Linked DNA regions of Mus musculus: region 2 is linked to region 1. The links are chromatin loops, found by intact Hi-C in ENCODE. Cell type or tissue: heart. All regions are shown on one strand.

Region 1 (8,000 bases):
GGATTCGATTCCACTTCAGAAACTTGCAGGCTCTACCTACATTCACCATGAAGTCTTTCAACTGTAGCATCCTAGGAGGATGAGGGATCATCCTAAGGATGAGTCCTAAGGGGTTCTTGAGATTTCAGGCCAATAGCTAGTGCTGACAGGTGGGCATGTGTGGGCCCAGCAATAGTGCCTGAATTTCAGTGGTCACGGAAGACAGGGCCAAACAGAGAGTCTCAAATTCTCTTCCTGATGGGTATCAAACAGAGGCTAGATAAGTCATCTCCAGAGAGCAGCGGTTGGATCCTAAAGACTATTTTTAATATTCCAGTTTTTGTATTATTTCATTGGGCAGTAGCTTTGTGCTCTTAGGGCTCATAGTTTGGGGCTGGTTCACTAGCACATCCACACCACCATGAGGGTAACTCATTAGCATGTCGAGGCCTGGACTAGGCTTTATCTGATTTGCTCAGTGGGCTGCCAGGGGCTTGCTTCGGAGGCCTAGCTCTTATTAGAACTGCCTAGTGGCAAGCTTCTATGTCACATGCCTGGCATTATTCCAAGTCACACAAAATGGCTCTTAAGTTAGGTTCCTTAGAGAATCATCAAGACTACAGGAGTAAAGAGCTTATGGAATCTTCCTCCATGGTTAAGAAGAGCCACTGAGGTCACATGCATGGCAGGGAAAATCAAGTCCCTGCACTGAGACCCTGAGAAAACTGTGAACGTTATGGTGAGTTCACCAGAGATGACCACTCAGACACAGTTTGTAGCCAATTGAAAAATCTTTATTCCAGCCAACTGGAACCACACCCAAGTGTTCAGGGACCTCTTGCATGTCCAGAGCACAGGGCTTTTAAAGGAAGAAACCATATCCTGGAATCTCACTAGGCAGCTGCAGTGGGCTTTGCAGAAGTAAGTAGTTTGAAATAAGCAGTGTGACAGAAGCTGAGATAAGCAGTTAACTGGAGGGGCCTCCACATAAACAGGTAGTTCTAACAGAAGCTAAGTTAGCTGGGAAATCCTGACCTTGGATTCCTTGAATAGAGCTGGATAATTTTCCATGGGTATTCTCCACCAAGGAGATCAGATTAAACCAGATTAGTTAATCCTGAAATGGCCAAAGCAAGAATACAAGATGGAGGATCCTCTGCAATGTCTTGCCCTGTCACATTCCTCACTGGCTCTATAGGCATGTGTCAAATCATTGGCTTGTTCTATTCTAAGGGATATAGTTACTCCTAGGGATGAGTAGTATAACTGAGTATATTCTCTGGTGTAGGTGGCCATGCAGTTGAGGGTGCAGAGTCTCCCCTGCACTCCACATTAGCCTGGTCAGGATAAGAATCAATGGTCTAGCTAATGCTGACAGTAAGGTGTTCAGCCATGGGGACAAGATAGAGACTAATACCAATTATCTAATCCATGCCTCCTTCCTTCCCTTTTGTTGAAGTTTTCCTTGATTGCCCCTCATTGGTTGACATAGAAATAGCAGGTTTCTCCTAAAGCTGTACCCAATTCTCTTTGTTTCTTCAAGGGAAGACCTAAGCCTCCTTGATGTTGCAGAATGCCCTCTGCTAAGGTATCTGCTTGTTTCTCTAGTCTAGATATGGGGTCTTGCAATATCCCTAAGCCCTAGTACATTCTTTACTCAATTCTGGTTTTTTATCACCAACTAAAGGCTGATATTCCTATGGCTACAGGCCCAGAAATACCAGCTCCAACTAGGAGCCAAATGAGGATAGGTGAGGCTTGCTCTTCCTCTTGCAGCCTGGGGTCCATGTTAAAGTGTCTTCTCTCTTCTTCCCTGTTATATGAGTATCCTTGGGTAGGGTGTGCACTGGGACACAAAAGAGGGATTAATTTTGGAATGCCTCGGAGGAGGTACATTTAGTTAAACCATTTGTGCATGCCCACCAAGTGGTCTCACACGCTCTTGCTGCTGACCATGAAAAGAATTGACATGGAAAGTAGAATAGCAAGCATTAAAGTAAAGCAAGCACCTAGGTCAGAAGTCCTGAACGCCAGGGAGGTTCCAGCTTCCTGTAGGTCTCCAGTGTTAGCTTAGGCTGTTTCCAGTTATGATTGTCTGTACTTGCTGGTGGACTGGTGGTCTCTGTAGTATGGGGTTAAGGGTTTAGGCACAGTCAGCAATCTCGAACAATTCCCAACCATAAGCGATTGAGCAAACAGTGAACCTTGTCAAGGGAAAAGAATATAGAAGGATTCCCATCCCTGGTGCCAGAGGGGCCTAGGGCAATAATGCTTTTAGTGCTGCTTGGGGCTAATCTCATGGGAGGAAACATTGGTCAGGTTTGAGTCTTTTTCCCTGGGGAGGGTACAGGCCTCTGTTGTGACCCATAGATCTGGGAGCCTGAGAAGGTGGCCTCCTCTGAATGGTGAACTTATTCTCTGGGTCTCTTCTGGCAGAATAAGAGAGTCTTATCTCTCAGGTTCTTTTAGTGTCCCATGGAGCATAGTCATCCCTGTGTTGTCTCTAATCTCTTAGTCTTCTGGTTATGGAATCATTATGGTTCCTAATCATGCCAGGTTTGGAAGAGACCATTCTTTCTATGTTTACATAGCTGCTGGCATGCCTCTGGGAAGCTCCAGTTTGACCTAACTGTATCCCTCATTTAGCTCAATAGAAAATTCCTCCCATTACCTGGCCCCTAACTATGTGAAGGCATGCTCACAGCACATAAATACAACTGAATTTCTGCATTTCTATCTCAAAAGATAGGTCCCTGCAGCCATCCCTCCTACAGTTTAAACAAGTTCCAAAAGCAAGCATAAAACAACAAAGGTCTCTATGGAAGGGGGCTGGGGGGGTGCTCATTTACAATCAGATTGACTTTCACCTTCCTGTGTCTTTTATTTTTAATTCCAAGTCCAGATAGGGGGATGCTGAAAGTTACATGCTCCTGTTTCCAGACAGGGAGAAAGGAAAAGGATGAACAAAGTGTTCTGGGTTAATGATCTCCACCAGTCTTATCTTACTGGGTCCAAAGTAACAGCGACAATCCATCTGAAGAGTCCTCAGCCACCTTTAATTGGGAGCGATGGATCCAGGGAATGATACCAGCAACTTTCATAGCAATTGAAGTGGTGAGGATAACTGGGTAGGGTCCCTTCCTGGCAGGTTCCGACAAACAGGCTGTTCTAACAGAAGCTAAGATAAGCAGTTAGCTGGAGGGGGTTCAGCACAAACAGGCAGTTCTGACAGAAGCTAAGATAAGTTCCTAGGACGTCCTGAGCTTTGGTTCCTAGAATAGAGTTTGATAATTTCCCGTGGGATCCCCAATGGAGGAGATCAAATTCTAGTTAAACCTGAAATGGCCCCAGTAAGAATATAAGGTGGAGGAACCTCTGCCCTGTTTCGCCCTGTCACAAAAGGGAAGCCTGAGTTGTGTTGGAGAACCCACTATGTTAGAGGTGTTAGAGCAACGAGACATCTGCCAAGGAGAGCTGCACATGAAGAATGGAGCCAGCCCAAATGAGAGAGAGTTCCCTTGCAGGCAGAAAAGCTAGACAGGAAAAGCCATCAGAGATCTTTGGCCTGAGACGTGGAGATACAGGATTTGGAGTTTGTTCTGCTGTGTTTTGGCCTCACTCTGACCCGGCATTTTCTCACCATGCCTACCCCCATCTTTCCCCCTGTTGTAATGGCAATGTATATGCTGTGTCATTGTATGTTGGAAGTATGTGATTTGCTTTTGATTTTTCAGGGGGTTATAGTTAAGAGATTGTCTTGAGTTTCAGAAGAGATATTAGACTTTGGACTTCTGAAAAAGTATCGAGTTTGTGACAGACTATTGGGACTTTTGACGTTGAACTAAATGCATTTTGCATTATGTTATGGCTATGAGCCAATGGGGAACAGGAAGTGGAATATGATGGTTTGAATGAGCATGGCCCCCCTAGGCTCATGTGTTTGAATATTTAGTCCCCAGTTGGTAGAATTATTTAGGAAGGGTTAGAAGGTATTGCCTCATGGGAGAAGGTTTGTCACTGGGAGGTGGGCTGTGAGTTTTCAAAAGCCTCCCATCATACCCAGTTAACCCTCTCTCTCTCTCTCTCTCTCTCTCTCTCTCTCTCTCTCTCTCTCTCTCTCTCTCTCTCCTGCTTGCAATTTAAAATGTGAGTTCTCAGATGTTCCTGTAGCCACACCTACACTTTGACATCATAGACTATCCTTTTGAGACCATAAGCACAGCTGAATGTCTTTTTTTATAAGTTGTTTTGGTCTTAATGATTTTATCACAGCAACACAGCAACAGAAAAATAACGTATATATCTACTTGCCTGAAATTCACACTAAGCAGGCATCCTGGTGAATTCTTTGCCATGTGAATTGGATGCTGTGGGACTAACTCCTGATGTCACTGGTCTGAGAGGACTCATAAGAAGCATCCAAACCTGGTGGCTGCGTTTCTATCTCTCTGATGGAAGGCCAGACAGTCACCCACATTCTGTTGGTCCCAGCTCCCCACCCAGGGGTTCCTGATGCAGGTGAACAGCCCTATACTTGGGCCCCATGTGGAAGGACTGCACAGTGCAGTTGTGTACTGGGAACAGTCTCACAGGACTGGTACAGACCCTAGGGAAGTCCACAGAAAGATGCAGAAAGACCTTTGGGTTGAGAAAAGTCATGAGATATTCCATTGTACTGGAGAAATCAGGGAGGGTGTGCCTTGTCCTAGGCATTTTCCCCAGTACCCTCTAGTCACTGTAGGTTTAAACAGGGAGAGAAACTACAGATACCAATTCATGTTTAATGTCAGGTCGCTGTTGGACTTGGCCTTTGAGCTTCTAGAAGCTTATGCTAAGGAAATGATCCAGCCAGGTACAAGATGGCCAGCTGAAGAAGGTCAACCTGAGCAGTTGACCAAACATCTGGGGAAATCACAAATATCACTGTAACTGAGAACAATGACTTTTCCAAACCACCCCCACAAAGATACTGTAGAGTGGAAAAGGTACATGGCTTATTTATGTAATGGCATCTATACTTGACTCTCTTGCAGCTAGGTGTGGCCATGTTACAGGGGAAGCAGGGAAGGAAGGAAAGAGTAGAGGAAGGATGGGAGAGGCACAATGAGGGGTGGAAGAAGGGAGGAATGTATTACAACTTAGAATTGTTATCTTCTTCAGACCACTGCTCTTGGGGAGGTACCCTTGACTCATAGCCAGTCCTAATCCTGGCTGATGTAGTTTCTTAGCCTGATGTGATTCCTGGATATTGTAATTTTCCTTTCAGACTGGGTTTGAAATATGTGTCTTTCTTTTACATAATCTATTAAAAAAACCCTTAGTTTCATAGCAAATAATAAAGATTGAGAGTCTGCATAGTTAATTATTAAAGTGCTTACTCTGCAAGCATGAGGACCTGGGCTTCACTCCCAGAGCCTATATGAAAAGCCATGTGGTAGCATGTGCTTGTAATCCCAGGGCTGGAGAGGTGGAGACAGGGGATCACTGTGAACTCCAGGCAATGAGAGACCTGTTTCAAATCACAAGGTGGATGGTGTCCTGAAGCACAATACCACATATTACACACATAGGGGGTGAGGGGGATAAAACGCACTAGCTGACTCTCAGCGGCTATTGCATGCCCACCACTGAGGTGTCCTCCAGGCAGCACTTGTGTCAGCCTATCCTAGAGCCCATGATTTCAAACACGAAAACCCACCCTGGCCTCCCTGCAGTGCTTGGGCTCAGAGGTTTCAGAGACAACTGGCTCTTCCCTACCTATCTCCTGAGGCTCCTACCTGGAGGAGACCTGGCAGGGTTTTGGGCCAGAGTCTTCCTGTCTGGCCTATCCAGGCTAAAAGGCACAGTGGTAAAAAGGGTGTGTGGCTTTTACTCCTCTCATTTATTTTGTACCTGGTATGAGGCTCACCAAGCTAAGCAACGGACTTGGAGAGTAAGGAAGAAAAACACTGCTGGTTTGTGGGGAGACAGACTGAGAGTCAGCAAGGTTGGGCAGTGTTTTTTCAGCTAGAAGGTATGATGATTAATTTTACCCATTAACTTACCACATCTTAGAATCACCTGGGAAGGGAGCTGTCTTAGTTAGGGTTTTATTGCTGTGAAGAGAAACCATGACCAAGACAACTCTTATAAGTAAAGGCAAACATTTCATTGGGGCTGGCTAACAATTTCAGAGGTTCAGTCCATTATCATCACAGTGGGAAGCATGGCAGTGTGCAGACAGACATGGTGCTGGAGGAGACAGGAATTCTACATCTTGATTTGCAGGCAGCCAGGAGGAAGGTCTGAATCAGACTGATTAGAGTGTATATATGAGACCTCAGAGCCCCACCTCCACAGTGACACACTTCCTCTAACAAGGCTACACCTCTTCCAATAAGGCCACATCTCCTAATACTGCCACTTCCGATGGGCCAAGCATATTCAAGCCACCACAGGAGCCTAACTGAATTATTGCATAAAGCAAGTTAGCCTATGGAAGATTGTTTTGATTATTGATTGATGTGAGAAGACCCAGCCCATAGTAGGTAGCACTATTCACTAAACAGGAAGGTCCTGGGCTCCCTGTTTGTACTGGACAGGAGAATGCTGGATAAGAGGAAGAAGGGTGCTTGGGTGCATTTGGTTTTTACTATTCCTAACTGTGGATGTTGTGTGACCACTGTCTCAAGCTCCTGTCTGCAAAGATGAACTGTACCTGGAACTGTAAGGCAAATAAACCCTTACTCTCCTGAGTTACTTTTGGTCAGAGGGTTTGTCACAGCAACAGAATAAAACTAGGAGAGAGGTTAACTCATCAGGTAGACAGGGAAAGCCCCCAGGAAGGAACATGAAATCTTATGTGGACCTACTGGCCAGAGCAAAGGATATGTGCAAAGGCCTCATGGCAGAAAGGACTGACTAAGCATCCATCACTCCATGTCCTACACATCCCACCGGGAAGGTGGACAGCTCATGCCCTCTCCTCTGATGGGAGAGCACATACACCTGTTTGAATACTGTTCCTCAGGAAGCCCAAGGAAACAGCTCCAGGACAGAAGTCTCTCTCTCTCTGTCTTTCTCTCTCCACACAAACACACATACACATGCACACACACACACACACACACACACACACACACACAGAGAGAGAGAGAGAGAGAGAGAGAGAGAGAGAGAGAGAGAGAGAGAGAGAGAGTGCAATAAGTCTCTCGTTGCTGGATTTTGCAGCAGGAAGAAGAGAGAGCAAGTGTCAGCTCCATACCCTACACAGCGTCACTGGGCTCCTTGTTTGTACTGAACAGGAAAATGCTGGATAAGAGGAAGAAGGGTGCTTGGGTGCATTTGTTGGAGCCTTTCATGTTGGAGCCCTAGGCAGTTTTGATGTGAGCCACAGGTAGTTTTTGAGTACTGACCCTGGCTCTGGACCTTCAGCTTAGTCTCCAACAAGCATATCCCTCTTGGATATATGCTTGGATATAATGCACAGCTCTAACTGTGCATTAACTTGAGACAACTTTTCTATGGCTGTTCAACGGTTTCATGTGAGACTTGTCTTGTGCCCAGTCCCCATTCCAACATGAACAGCCCAAGACTTACTATTGTTCCCCTGAACTGTGACCCTGATAGCCCTAACATAGGTCACTGGTGTCTGTTGTTGGGATCTTTCATGCCCAGGTCTCTTGGCCTGGCCTGAGGAGCCAGAAAGTTCAATGGTCCTGCCCAGGCTATTGGGATCCTGGTGTCTCCTCCAGCCTCCAGGTCCCTCGAGGCGGAATATGATTAGGGAGATCTTATGCACTCACCTTCCCAACCAGCTCAGGACCTTCAGAGCCCACTTGAGAGTGATAAAGGACTTCTCCTGTAGCCTTGCCCAGGTTCTATTTATGTCTTGACACCTGACACCAGCTCAGGCCTTCCCCATGTCACTGCCCTCTCACAATTCCAAATGACCTTAGTCCCCTGCAGGGTTGGAAGAGGCGTCAGCCTGTGTGGGTGGCAGCTGGTATGAAGACTCAAGGTCTTTGGTGCCTCTCAAAGGT
Region 2 (8,000 bases), 62 kb after region 1:
TCCAAACCACTGACTCTAGAAGCAAGTGAAGAGGCTGGGGCCATAGGGATGTCCACAGAATGTTGGTTTCTCCAGTGCCCATGAATCCTCCAGGGGCCCTTCCTCAGGCTGTCAGGTCACATTATCCTCACCTGTGCTCAGGAACAATGGTCACACCTGGGACTCACTCCCATCCCCAGGCGATGGTCCAGGCGGACACACAGCCCACAGCTCCTGCCTGCAGCTCAGATTTCCCTGGTGGGCTCCCCTGGGACGGTGCAGCCTGGAAAGATAAAGGGATGGTGGTGGGGACATAGGTGGCAGGAAGCTGGTCCCTCTGCAGACTCAGAGCCATCAAAGAGGTTCTTGCCTCTCCTGACCACTGAAGCACCTCTTAGGTGCTGCCCTTTCCTGCCAAGGCCTGCGACAACTCCATACTGGCTTTGTGGGCAGGCGGGCAGTGAAGTCAGCTCTGAGGTGGAGGTACAACTCCGCGTTTAATGCTCATCCAGGACTCACTCAGGGTTAGGGTTACATTCATCATTCAGTCCTCTGTCACCCTCTGGCATCACAACCAGCCTCGCCCACTTCCACTCCACTTGGGAAAACTGAGGCTCAGAGAAGCAAGAATAGGAAGCTATAATAGCCAAGTTGCACTCTCTGTACCTGTATCCATGCCCATGACTGAGCCCTGTACTCTGCCACCTCCACCAACCCAGCACTCTGAGCTCTAGAAGGGGCCTCTTTACACCCCTGGCCTATTCACACCTCCCCTGTGCCCATCTCTGGAGGTAGAGACCAGGGTGCTGTATCCATCATTGTGCCAAAGCTCTCAGGCAGATCTGTCTATGAAATTAACAAGTAATAACTGGACAATAACAGGCTCATTTCCCTGTTTCAGGCACACTCTTGCCTCTCATATGCCTACACCGGCAACGGACGTGGAGAGAAGCTTGCTATTCCCATTTCACAGTTAAACAAATGGAGTCTGCATGTGAGAGGCCCCCGAGGTCCCCGGCTGCTCAGTGGTACCAGGTCATAGGTTTGAAGGAAGAAGAGAAGGGAGAAAGCAACAGGGCTCTTCTGATGCCCCCAGTTGTAACCAGGCCAGCAGAAGTGAGGATAACCTGAGGAGATGCTTGTGAACCTCCATTTAGCTGTGAGACCACTGAAACAACGGAACCCAAGGCATTGGATTTGCCCCAGGAATCTCACACTGGGAAGGGAAAGGCTAAAGCCTGGAGCCAGACAGAGGGGAGCTTGTCTCCCAGAGACCCCCCAGAGTTCTGAGAACTTGTCAGATCACCTTGCAGGAGAGACTGAAGCTGAGACAGTGATGGATCAGTGATGGACAGGACCACACCCTGACCAGGACTCTTAGCTCTGCACTCCTCCTGCCCTCTGTTTAAGCCTGAGCCTTGTATCCAGACCTTGAAAACAGACTTGGGAGTCACTATACCTCTTTGTCCCTCTTCCCAGTGTGTCTGTACTGAATGGCTCTCCTCTCTGCATTCACTATAACTTAGCTGTTTAATTAGCCTATTGATGATGGTGGTGTGGCCGAGCCTGGCTATTTGAGAGTCCAGGGTTCAGGATCCAGTACCACCTATCTAACATCTCCAGCACTACCAATGTGTGTGCCACAGGGTCAGCAAGTCTCCACTATGTGCCAGTCATATCGTAAGAGCTCCTGCCCTAAGTCTAGGAGGTGGAGACTGTCCTTCCATCCCAGCGAGAATATAAGAGCAGGAAGCAGAGGACACATGTGTCCTCAAAGGCAGCATCCAGACATCAGCACTGCATACCAAGTGCATCAAGCCCTCTGTCTTGTGGGAATGACTGGGCCAGGGGTGGTAACCCACACTGCTGAGCAAATCCTCTGACTCCCTGGGCCCCAGAGATGACATGAAACCCGGAGTCAGTTACCAGTGGATAGCTATTGATGTTGGCATTTGGCCAAGGACAGAGATTCAGGACTGAGACATGAAGAAGCATCTTGCTCAGTGGAGTCTTGGCTCTGTCTGGAAGTTCTGGCACCTTCTGCCAGGAACCCTGTTTCCTGGGGGAAAGAATGCTATTGCCCAAATGGGGCTGCCAGGGGACCCCAGCAGGGTTCCTCCAGCTTCTTTGATGCTCACACACCCAAAGGTAAACAGCCCCTGCCTCCTTGCTGCAAGGTCTCCCTCAAAGGGTCCCCAGGAGCCACGGTCTGCTCTTCAGTGGAGTGTGGTAGGATTTGGGCTGTGGGACTGTCACATACAGAGAACCCTTACCCAGACTTGCAAGAAGGCTGCTGAGCACAGGCTGATACATACCCAGACACACAAACACTACACATATACACATACACATATACCATACACACACACACACACACACATCACCACCATACACACACCATGTACACAATCCACATACATACATACAAACATATACACCACACACACACCCCTTGTGCACAGAGCAGTACAGTAAGGCCCCCAAGAGGAGCGGAAAGATGGCTGACCACAAGCAGAGCAGAGGCTAGGGCCTGGGTCTGTGTGGCATCAAGCACAGGGGAGAGGTCGTATGTTGCACAGGACAGGCAAGGATGTGGGGTGGGACACCTGGAAGACTGGGACCAGGAAAGGAGAAAATAAACTCTAGGCAGTGGCATTGAAATATCAAGAGGGCTCAGCAGGTAAAAGGGCCACCTGGGCAAGGCTGACAACCTGAGCTCCATTCCTGGAACCAGATAAACCAAGGAGAGAAATGTTACCAGAAAGCTGTCTGATGACCTCAGCGTGTGGGTCACAGCACACACACACACACACATACATATCACACATGCCCACACATACACACACACACAAACACACACACACGCATGCATATCTCTCTCTATCATATGCACACTCACATACTCATATACACCACCCTATTATACATACACACATCTCTCTGTCTCTGTCATATGCATACACACACTCATACACACCTTTCTATTACACACACACACAGATAATAATAACATGTAAAAAGAAAGGAAACAATTGGAAAACTAGGGGTAGTGAAATTGAGATCTTTTCCAGGCCTTGGACAATATGAGGAACCACTATGATATTCTATCAGGGGCAGTTCCCAGACCACATCACTGAGTTAAAGAGACAGAGAGGGATCTTCCGGAGATCAAAACAGCTGGAAGTCAGAAGACAGAGCACTAAAAAAGGAGTCAGGAAGAGAGTGGCTTCCAAAATAGTAACAGGATCTTTGAGTCATTAATGGTGGGGATGGAGGCCCTGATAGACTGGGAGACCTCTGCCACCTGGGAGCTGGGGACCCACCTGTGGGCAGAGACACTCGCAGTGTCCTCCAGCCACAGCTGAAATCTGCTGCTGGGTCCTGGGAGAGTTTTTGGGAAGACTGTGCTTTAGTCACAGAAAGCTAATCCTGTGGCAGAGGCCACCCAGGAGCTGCCCTAACAACGTTCTGGGACACGCTTCTAGAGGACAAAACCAGATCCATGTGTAACTTCTCTTCTGGAAACAAACCCCAGCATCACTGTAAAGCAAGACACATCCAAGCTCAGAACAGAGTCCCATGGAATGCATCGAGCATCTGAACAAAAATTACCAGACTCTGGTAACAAAAAATAGCCAGAGACTCTGATGCAGAGAAAAACCAGTCAAAAGAAATAGACCCACGGGTGACAGATGGAGGATACAGGAGCCAGGGACTTCAAAGGTTGTTAGAGATGTATTCAAGATCCTGGCCTAGAGGCTCAGGCCTGTCAGTCCAGCCGCTAGCAAGGCTGAGGTAGGAGGATTGTAAGTTCAAAGCCAGCCTGGGCAATGCAGCGAGACTGTGCCTGTATTAATCTTTCAGTAGCTCTGACAAAAGCAATTTAAGTGAGGACAGGTCTGGTTTGGCTCACAGTTCCAGGGACAGTTCATCATAGTGAGAAAGCAGTGGTAAAAGAAACCCGATCACATTGTACCTCAAGAACAAACTTAGATTTACTAAGATTAATAATGTAAAAAAAAAAAAAATTATGCCGGACAGTGGTGGCACATGCCTTTAATCCCAGCACTTGGGAGACAGAGGCAGGCAGATTTCTGAGTTCATGGCCATCCTGGTCTACAGATGAGTTCCAGGACAGAGAAACCCTGTCTTGAAAAACAAAAACAAAAACAAAAACAAAATAATAATAATAATAATAATCCGCTAGGAAAATTCTGGAAGAAACAGGACCTAAATCTTTGTGACCTTAGATTAGGTAAAGATCTCATGTCAATTTCTCTGGAGGCACAATGAATACATTTAAAAAAATCTAGGGCTGGAGAGAAGACACAGCAGTTATAGTGCTTACTGAAGCCAGTGGTGATGTGTGCAGTGGGTCTCTGAGTTCAAGGCCAGCCTGGTCTACAGAGCAAGTTCCAGGACATCTAGGGCTACACAGAGAAACCCTGTCTCAAAACAGCAGCAGCAGCAGCACCAGCAGCAGCAACAACAACAGAGTGCTTGTTCTTCAATCATGAGACCTAGCATTCAAATCCCACATGAAGTGGCTCACAGTCATCTGCCACTCCAGCTATAAGGGATCAAATGCCCTCTTCTGGCCTCCCTGGGCACCTACACACACACAGACAAACACACACACTTAAAGAAAAATCAATCTAATACCTCTCTCTATAGATACAGATGATGTAGATTATAGATTATAAGCACAAACATAGATATAGATATATGAAGAAATCCTTAAACAGGATGTCATCAGAACTAAAACTATCTCCTGCTGAATGAAAAGGCACACACCATGCCAGGAACAAATATTTGTGAGCCACATAATTGACAAAGAATTTGGAACTCTCTCAGCAGTGGGAAAATAAGATACATGATTGACAATGAGCCAACTCTCTGAATGAGGTTTTCCCCTGAGCAAGAGAATACATGTGAATGGCTTCACCTCCACCAGTCACCAAGGCAACCAAACTAAAACCACATTGTGATACTATGATGTACTCCTTAAAGTGGTCAAACAATTGATAACTAGTTGTTTATTCTTTGGGGAGGGGCCCTCACAGTACAGTGTGCTTTGTGGATGCAGTTACAGGAAGGCATGTGTTCCTGGAGCGTATGGAAGTTAGTTCAAACATTATGGGAAAGAGCTGCTTGTAAAAGTATAAACTTATCTAAAATCCTAAAACCTGTACCCAAGAGAAAGGGACACATGGATGCTCAGGCATACTAGTGGAATCTTGTGTGTGTTTTTAGGAAGAATTGTGAAAACCTGCAAATGCTGCTTACAGCATCCCACTGAATAGAAGAATCTCCACAATGGATGAACAGTAGGATGTTTGGTGGAGTACTATACAGCAAGGTAAATAGAAGGAATAGTAATATATTTGTTGCTACACAAGATGCCAAAAAGCTAGAAGCTGTAAGATTCTGGTTCTGTGATATTCTTGGAAAGGACAAATTAGAGGTACAGAAAACAAGACTGTGTCCTCCATATATGGAAGCCCTAATTTTAACTGTTCCCTTATCTGGAGATAAGGCTTTGAGGACACAAAATAAGGTTAAAAGTGGTCAAGAGGCAGTGGTTCTCAACCTCCCTAATGCTGCAACCCTCTAATACAGTCCTCATGTATGGTTGGTTGGTGACTCCCAACAACCATAAAGTTATTTCATGGCTACTTCATAAATGTAATTTTGCTTCTATTATGAATAGTAGTGTAGATACCTGTGTTTTTCAGTGGTCTTAGGCGAGCCCTGTGAAAGGGTTCTTAAACCTTTAAAGGGGTCATGACCCCCAGGTTGAGAACAGATGCAGTAAGAAGTCCTGACCCAAAAGGATTAGTGTCTTTACAGAAAGAGTGAGAAGGCCGATTCTCCTCCACACACACCTCAACAGCAAGAAGGCCCTGACCTGACACCAGGCAAGAAGCCTCCTCAGACACTAAGACTGATACTGTGTGGATCTTAAGACTTCAGGTGTCCATAACCCCAGGGCCAAGTCCCAGATTCAACACATCTGTGGTGCAGCAGGGGCTAATGATAAAAGCAATTCCTTGGGACACGTGTGGGACTGCTCACTACATCACACTACAAGACATGGGTGATGGCAGGACTGTGTGACTTGACAGTGAGGTATTCCACAACTCTATGTGCTTGTCAGAATCCAGAGATCTCAGAGTGGGAGAGATGGCTCAGGTGGCACTTGACAAGGGATCCAGCTCAGTTCCCAGCACTCATGGTGAGCAGCTCAAAACCACGTGGCATTCTAGTTTCAGGGATCCAGCACCCTCTTCTGGTCTCCACAGGCACCTACACTCATATGCGTCCTCACTTCACACACCCACACCACACCCACCCCCACACACACCACACCACACACACACACATACACACACAAACACACATACCACATATACACACACATAAATCTAAAAAAAATTCACAGAACTTGCATAAAGAAACTGTACATGAACTGTCAATAACAGAAGCCAAAGAGGAATAACTGCCTCTCTCACAGAAAGACAAAAGCAAGAGAGGCAGACTCACACAAGAGACTTCAGGGTGCGGCAGGAAGCTCTGAGCAGTGACAAGAGGTCACCTGCAGGGTCACTTGCAGGGTGGGGGTACGGTGAGTGTCAGAGGGAGGTGCAGCTGAGTTCAGCCTCAGGGAGGAAGACAGCAGCAAGCAGAACAGATGAGAGGAGAGGTACTGCGGATATGGCTCAGTCTTGCCTGACAAGAATGAGAAGCTGAGTTTGAGCCTCAGGATCTACAAAGAGATGAGTGGGTGGCTTGTGTTTGGAATTCCATCATTGGGGAGGATCAATTGCAGAGGCAGGAGGATCTCTGGGCTCCATGACCACCCAGTCTAGCATTACTGGTGAGCCCCAGGTCAATGAGAAAGTCTGTCTCAAAGGAGGTGGATTGTGGAGGGAGGTTGTTCACACACACACACACACACACACACACACACACACACACACACACACACACATATGGAGAGAGAGAGAGAGAGAGAGAGAGAGAGAGAGAGAGAGAGAGAGAAGGAGGGGGAGACCTAGACCTCACAGAAGGAGTGGGTGAGAGGGAGGCCGACTCAGGCTGGGAAGGAGGGCTAGGAACACTCAGAAGGCCTCAGGCTCCAGGCTTGGACCTTGGATTGAGCTCAGAAGCTGAACCTATAGCAATGCGGCTGGCTGTACAGCAAGCAGAGGGAGGACTTCCCCATTTCTGCCCTGGAAGATGAGGAGGACTGCAAGGCGTGCACAGTGCCTTCCTGTCAGCTGTCATTTGATGAGGGCCCTTCCCAAGCTGATGCTTACCTCAGAGCATCTGTCTGTCTGTCCAGTGGCCACCATAGACCAGTATCAATCTATTGAGGGTGGAAACTTTTAGGGCAGGCTCGCAAGCTCAGAACAAGCACACCGCCTCCTCCAAGTTGAACTGGGAGATCTCACTCTCCTGTTCTGCTTCTGCCTTACTTCACACCGGCCACACAATGTGTGGCTTGTGGCCTTTGTATATGTGAGAGTTGGTTCTGCCTGAAACGCTCCTCTCCTGATACCTGTGAGCCTCACTGGCAGCTATTTCTCAGGGCTTTCTCAAATCTCTTCCTTCAGTACAGCCATTCTGACCACTCTAGCTAAAGCAGTGCCCACACAGACACCTAACGCCCACCCACTCATACCCAAATACCCACATCTTCACCCTCACAAAGATATCCAGATGCCCACTCAGACACCCATACTCTCATCCAGACACCCACGTGTCCTCAGAACAAGGGTGTCATGAGGTCCTTCACAGCCTAGCCACTCCCTGTCTACCTATAGAACTGAGCTCAGTCTGGGAACACACAGCTCTAAGCTATGGACCCTGAGAGGTGAGGAGCAAAGGGTCTTGGGAGCTAGCTACCATGCCTGTACCTGTCCCTAGAAGCTGAGGCAAGGATATCACCCTTGGCTGGGTCATCTCCCTCCCTTTCTCTCTCTCTCTCTCTCTCTCTCTCTCTCTCTCTCTCTCTCTCT

The links. Hi-C counts contacts between places; a loop is a spot of excess contacts. Peaks named below come from ENCODE experiments on the same cell type or tissue, not always from the same donor. Only the 100,000 strongest peaks of a DNase experiment are listed, where the experiment ranks them.
Region 2: a loop joins it to region 1, with 3 times the contacts of the local background. A loop is called at or near these places in 1 of 42 quality-filtered maps.

The regions. Positions count from the first base shown.
Region 1 is chr7:145,080,100-145,088,099 of GRCm38, forward strand. No RefSeq gene overlaps it. Among named protein-coding and RNA genes, the nearest start is that of Gm46023, 15 kb to the left of the region's middle. In heart, no CTCF peak of the experiment used is centred here; DNase peaks (open chromatin) are centred at 816, 3,182, 3,458 and 7,852; H3K27ac peaks cover 213 bases.
Region 2 is chr7:145,141,907-145,149,906 of GRCm38, forward strand. No RefSeq gene overlaps it. Among named protein-coding and RNA genes, the nearest start is that of Gm45181, 21 kb to the right of the region's middle. In heart, a CTCF peak has its summit at 4,602 (motif pointing left); no DNase peak of the experiment used is centred here.